Linked DNA regions of Homo sapiens: region 1 is linked to region 2. Evidence: chromatin contacts called from ENCODE Hi-C data. All regions are on one chromosome and are shown on one strand. Each heading gives the region's core, a stretch centred on a gene start or an enhancer-like site at or near the end of the contact. The rest is flanking DNA. Distances are from core to core; before and after follow the strand shown. Region 1 overlaps LOC124901586 (a long non-coding RNA gene). Region 2 has its middle 5.6 kb from the start of C1GALT1.

Region 1 (3,288 bases), core at 371-2,870, 730 kb before region 2:
AAATGGGCATGCCTATTTTCCAATAAAATTTTATTTATGAAAACAGGTGGTGGGCCAGATTTGGCCAGTAGATCATAGTTACAGACTCCTGGACTAGAAATATTCTAGGATCCCTGTTAGCTTTTCTCTGCCTTAGTATTCAATTTTCATGAGTCTGTGAGAGTTCACAATTGGGAGACAGCTGGAAAAAAAGAGAAGCATACTTTGAAGAATCATTGGCTGTGTGAAATTACTATATTTGACTTATCTTTTCACTTGGAGTCTTTTAACTTTGTAGCATAATGCCCCTATTATATTTAGCAATTAGAGTGCCATCACAAAGTAAAATGTAAAACCATTATTCCTTGAAAAGAGAAAAGGCTTGTGGTATGAAATGATGCATGCGAGGAGTGTGGGTGATAATTTACTCATATAATCATTTCTATTTCTGTTCTATGGCAAGTATTTCTGGAGATGGCTCAGATGGCAAGGAGATCTTTAAGACGTGCATGCCATAATTAACCTTTTTATGTGTTCTGATAGAAATATCAATAGTTTTTCCTCCTTTAGCACTTTTAACTTTACTTATGGTGTATAGAGATGATTTGAAGAATAATCATTATAAGGGAAAAAACGCCTTTATATCTTGGGTTTAAAATAAAACATGTATATTCTTCCTATTATTTTTACTTTATGGATAAGTTCTAGACACTGAACATCTGCATTTCTTTTTGCCTCCTTGCAAAGGAGGAGCTAGCCCAGCCAATGATTCTGTAGAATGTAGATCCACGATGTACGAAGTGTAGTCCCTGGACTAGCAGCATCAGTATTTGCATCAGCATCTACTAGAAACTTGTTAAAAATGCAAATTCTCCAGTGCCATCCCAGACCTACTAATTAAGAAACTCTAGGAGTGGGCCCAGCAGTCTGTTTTAGCAAGCTCTCCAGGTGATTCTAATGCCTGCTAGAGTTTAAGAACCACTGGTATAGCTTAGATTATTACCTTACAGAAGCACAAGTTAAAGGGAAGACCTGGCCTCATATAATCAGCAGAATGACCTTAGAGCCTGGACATTCAGAAGGCACAGAATACAGGCGATAAGCCTATAACTACATTACAAGAAGAAAAAGGACCTGAGAAAGAAAAACAAAGGGAAGAAGGGAGACATAGAACTTGAATGAGTAGGAGGAACTGGAAAACTCCAGGGTTCCATTTGCAGCTGTGGCTACAATCCTCCATGATTTGATGGGTGAGGACTGTGCTAGGTGAAGGGAAACAGAAATGAAGAGAACAGTCTCTCCATCCGCAAAGAATTCACAGTATTAGAGTGGAAAAAGAAAAAAATGGCTCCCTTGAGAATTTACAATAGACCTAATATTTTAAGTCAAAGGAGGCTGGGCGCAGTGTCTCATTCCTGTAACCACAGCACTTTGGGAGGCCAAGACAGGAGAATCATTTGAGCCTAGAGGAGTTCTGGACCAGCCTGGGCAACAGGGCAGAACAATGTCTCTACAAAAAATAAAAAAATTAGCTGGGCTTAGTGGTGTGTGCCTGTGGTACCAGCTGCTTGGGAGGCTGAGGTGGGAGGATGGCTTGAGTCCAGGAGGTTGAGGTCACAGTAAGCCATCATGTCGTCACTGCACTCCAGCCTGGGTGACAGAGTGAGACCCTGACTCAAAAGAAAAAAGGATCAAAAGAGAGAGGTTGGACATCAGGAGACATAGAGACAAGATGAAGAGAACAAAGAAAATAGAAGATATGAGGATAAACAGAGTATTAAAAAATTTTATTTGTACTAGAACATAGAACATTTAGGAAATTTGTTCTTTTAATTCCTCCAATTACTAAAAGGTGAGCTCTGCTTTGATTTGGAGATAAAAATCCCTGACTCATTGCTTCACTGGACAGAACCACAGGAGAATTGCAACCAAAAGCCTTTCATTTCCTTACGATGCTTATCGCCAGCAAATAGCTATAGTAACACACTGACATAAACCATTAAGCTATGTATGGGTCGGTGCTATTTAAAGAATGTTTGCTTCCCCACCCAACCCCATTCTTATGTTGAAATCCTAACCCACAATGTGATGGTATCAGGAGACATGGCCTTTGAGAGGTGATTAGGCCATGAGGTAAGAGCCCTCATGAAGGGGATTAGTGTCCTTATGAATAAGAGACCCCAGATAATTCATTTGCCCCTTCCACCATGTAAGGGTGAGAATGCAGCTATCTATAAACCAGGGAACAGGCCCTCACCAGACACTGAATCTGCTGGTGCCTTGATGTTGGCCTTCCCAGCCTCCAGAACTGTAAGAAATAAATTTCTGTCGTTTATGGTATTCTGTTATAGCAGCCTTAATGAACTAGAAAAATAAAAAAGAAAACAAAACAAAACAGGAACATGTTCTTATGGTAACACAACCTGGTCATTTTTCAAGTCCTGCCACAGAGTATCAATCTTGGAGCCTCATCATAAAATCATTTTTGGGTGCCTAAGGAGAATGTTATAGGTGAGACAGTGCTATTAAAAAAATAACACCAAATCAAAGATCATAGAGTTTTCTGGAAGATTTTTAGAAGTCATCTTTTCAAAACAGCCTCCAATGTTTTAAAAAATGACTTCACTATTTTAGTAATATATATATATATATATTTTTAAAATTCAAACAATACAGAAAAGCACAAAGAAAGAAGTAAATTACTTCCCAAAGTAAAGATTACTAACATTTGGTGAATAGAATCCATAAATACAAATAGAAAGCTAGACAATTAGGAGCAGTTTCAGAGAGAGAGATTGTATGGTACATGCTATTTTTTAAAACAAAATTTTTATTTTTGAATAATTTTAGGTTTATGGAAAGGTTGCAAAGATAATACAGAGCGTTCTAGAGCTCTCAACCAACTTCCTCTATTGCTAACATCTTACATTACTATGGTACATTTGTTACAACTAAGAAACCAACACTGGTACATTACTATTAACTAAATTCCAGGCTCTTTTTAAATTTCACCAGTTTTTCTACTAATGTCCTCTTTCTGTCCCAAGATCCACATTGCATTTAGTTGTCAGGTATTCTATTAGGACTCTCCAAAGAGACAGAACCAATAGGGTAAATGGGTATATGCAGAGACAGAGAGACAGGAGTTAATTCTAAACCTAAGAGTCATGTGACTATTAGGCATTCCATTTTAGAATAAATTGGAAATAGAGTTACAGCCAGAGCAGCACAAGTAGCTAAGAAAGCTCAGAACACCAAAGTGCCAGTTCAACCCAGGGAAACAACAAATGTCAACAAACAACTGAAACC
Region 2 (3,168 bases), core at 24-2,523:
TCAATTTTTTTTAATTTTTTAAAAATTAATGAGTTAACACAAAATTAAACCATGTCTTGAAACCAGACAGCCATCTTGTCTGCCATCTCCAAGCAAATTACAGATTGACTCATAATACAAATTTGCCCAGAGGGCTTGCAATACTATTTCACAAAGTTGGCTGTATTATTTCTCTTCACAAATGACCAGTCTGATGCATAGCATGTTTAGCTACAGATGCCTCTGATGACTCTCTCTGCAACATTTTCATGGCTCGCCAACAGGTCTGTCTACATTTCTCAGGTCTACCAAGGGGGCGGTTCAATTCTGCTTTGATGTAATCTATCCAAAGATCAGAATCTACAGATCTAAATTCTCTCAAAGCCCTCTGTTGCAGAATTCCTGCATTCTTGCTCCTTTTCAAACTGGATCATTTCCTAAAAAAGTCAACTAAAAATGGATGGCTCTCCTGTAAACTTTTAAACACAGCTCCAGCCTTTTTGTAGCCACCACTTTGGTAAGCCCAATCCAGGTACTTATCTTTCAGTGCCCCCAGTTTTATCACTGATTAGCTGGATGACCTGTAGTAAGTCACCTAACCCTTCTGAATCTCAATTTCCCTATCCACTAACTGGGGAAAATTATCCCAATGTACCCCAAAAGGCAGTCAATGAGATTATATGTAAATATGCTTTACATATAAAGCATTAGCATTCTTTTAATTAAATTAGGCTGATGAGGTCTACCTGATGTTTAAGCAATTAAGCATTAAGTATTTTACATGAATACCATGGAGACCTTTCAGGAAGTGACAACTTATTTACTGATTTTACTGTGTACTGTATAAAATAGTAGCATCATTCATAGCAAGCAGTTTGGATTTAAGAGTATGGCAGAATGGTAGCTTATATGTCAGGTCTCATTTTATGAGCCTGTTGAAAATTTATTACTCTTTTAAAAGAATGCATAATTATCACTGGCTCCTTTTTCTTTTTCATGAATTAATTTGTAACTGTGGCTGAGTATATCTGCTCCTCTTTGTTGTGACAGAGGTACTTAAACAAACTTAATAACAAACATATATATAACCGGTTATTTGAGTTTATGAGTTCATCCTAGAGCAAAATTGCACCCAATAGCAAGAAAATAAATGGCAGAAAACATGTCTTTCTCTTTCAGAGGGCAGAACTTAGGGCACACAGGGGAAGGCTTTATATACTGGAACATCAAAGGTAGAGATGAGGCAATTATTAACAATGCACATTTTTGTGGCATGACTAACCTGAGAGGTAAATATGTTAGAATGAGTAAGACAGAGCCTTAGTGTGAGACTCAAGTCCTGATTATGTAGTGGATGAATGGCCTTAAATACAAGGTCCCTAATTTAATTGTATGGTTTTTTCTTGCTTTCAGCTATTCAGCTGTGAGCCCAAATCAGTTGAAACTACTGGCCTAATTAGATATCAGACTGTTTGTTGTTGTGGATGATCCCTGAGTAAGAAAAAGAAGAACTCTAGGGGGAAGAAAGGGACAGAGCTTCTTGCACCTCATTTCCTATGTTAAATTAGGGAGTAAGTGAAAAATGGACACCAGGAAACAAAGATCAGGGAAATCCTTCTGGCAACATTGTGCTTTTAGACAGAGCTTCTCGTCTCCTATTGAAAATACCTGACAATGCCACCCTGTATAACCTAAGAGAACATTTTCTAAACAGTTTTTATTCCTTGTAGCTACATCTTTACAAAATTTACCAAGATTTTGAGACAATTGGAATGGCTGGTGTTGTTTTCTGAATTGACTGACAGAGGAATAGGGTTAAGATGGAGAATAGAGCAGAGGAAGAAATAAAGAAAAAAAGTCTAGGAAATACATTTAACCTCGAGGGAAGAGGACTCAGTGTGACTCACAGCATATTAGCTTGAAAGCAGAGACTGTCACGTGTGCACTGAGGAACTTGTGTCATCTAGAAAAATATTCTCAGCTTACGAGGCTAGAATCCCTGGGGTTACTCTTTGTTCCTCTAGTTCCCTGGAATAAGAATCAGGAGTGTTCCTTAATTGTTTTCTCAATTGATGAGAAACAGAAGCAGAAACATTTGTTGTAAGTGAAATAGTTGAAGTTTCTTTAGTTTGAAATCCCAAAGGAGTAAATTATTTATAAATGTATATGTTGCATCTGTTATTGAAAAGAACTAATTGACTTACAAATTGTGTAGCTGCATAATGTGGCATTTTTTTTTTCTTATTTCAAGTTGTATTTCTAAATCTAAAGGTGGACCTATAGTAGATACCTTTTCTTGTTTCTATTCATCCTCCATAGAGAAGCATCTCCTTCCTCGACCTTTTTCCACAAATTCCCATTTTGCTGAAATGGCTCACAGAACTTGGGCAAATACTTTACCTATGTTTACTCACTTATTATAATGGATACAGATGAATAGCCAGATAGAAGAGATGTATAATGTAAGGTATGGAAGAAATGGCATGTAGCTTCCATGCTGTCTCCAGGCATACAAACCTCTGGGAACCTCTATGTGTTTGGAAAGCCCCCCAACCCTATCCTTTTGGGGTTTTACAGAGGTAATAAAGGTAAAATGAGGGGATAAAGGTAGGGCCTTTTATCCAATAGACCTGGTGCCCTTCCAAGAAGAGGAAGAGTTCTCTCTCCCCATTATGTAAGGACACAGAGAGAAGCCTATCATCTATAAACCAGAAAAAAAAAAGCCCTCAGCAGAAACCAAGTCAGCCAGAATGTGGATCTTGGACTTGCTAGCCTCCAAAAGTGTGAAAAATAAATTTATGTTGTTTAAGCTATTCAGTTTGTGGTATTTTGTTACAGTAGCCCAAGCAGACTAATACAAGGGGCTACCTGAAGGATTGATGCAAGATCCTCTCCTCTGTTTTGCTAACTCAGAACCTAGGGCAGAAAAAGCTGGAAAACACAGCAAACTGAAGTAATAACCCTAGACACCTGGAGGCAGAGATTACAGTTGAAACATGCAATAGACTGCCTAAGGCAAAATCTGGAGAGAGTTTCTTTGGGAAATTAAAATATTCAAAAGCAACCATATATACGTGGGAATTTAGAAAGCCATGCACATGCCCAGGGCAAAACACTTGCTTAGAAAACACCTGAGAAAACCCTAAGCTTTCATTTTGGGCTGATCCCTTAGCACAGTGCAAGGCTAAC

The links. A loop is a pair of places that touch in the nucleus more often than their neighbours do. Pooled maps may share reads with other maps.
Region 1: a map of PC-9 shows a loop between it and region 2 (17-fold over the local background). The contact joins two enhancer-like sites. A Hi-C loop is called at or near these places in 1 of 168 maps with a recorded cell type or tissue (PC-9), 2 of 37 single-sample maps with no recorded cell type and 8 of 50 pooled maps.

What each region holds. Positions count from the first base shown.
Region 1 is chr7:7,910,268-7,913,555 of GRCh38, reverse strand. All of the region lies in intron 2 of LOC124901586 (a long non-coding RNA gene), which reads left to right. It also overlaps the pseudogene CCNB2P1. Among named protein-coding and RNA genes, the nearest start is that of GLCCI1-DT, 57 kb to the left of the region's middle. Within about 2 kb of position 1,620, at least 2 of the 41 ENCODE cell types and tissues checked have a DNase peak (open chromatin) inside an H3K27ac peak, as active enhancers do; they include PC-9, where a contact is called at or near this core.
Region 2 is chr7:7,175,341-7,178,508 of GRCh38, reverse strand. It overlaps a transcript of C1GALT1 not described here. Among named protein-coding and RNA genes, the nearest start is that of C1GALT1, 5.6 kb to the left of the region's middle. Within about 2 kb of position 1,273, at least 6 of the 41 ENCODE cell types and tissues checked have a DNase peak (open chromatin) inside an H3K27ac peak, as active enhancers do; they include PC-9, where a contact is called at or near this core.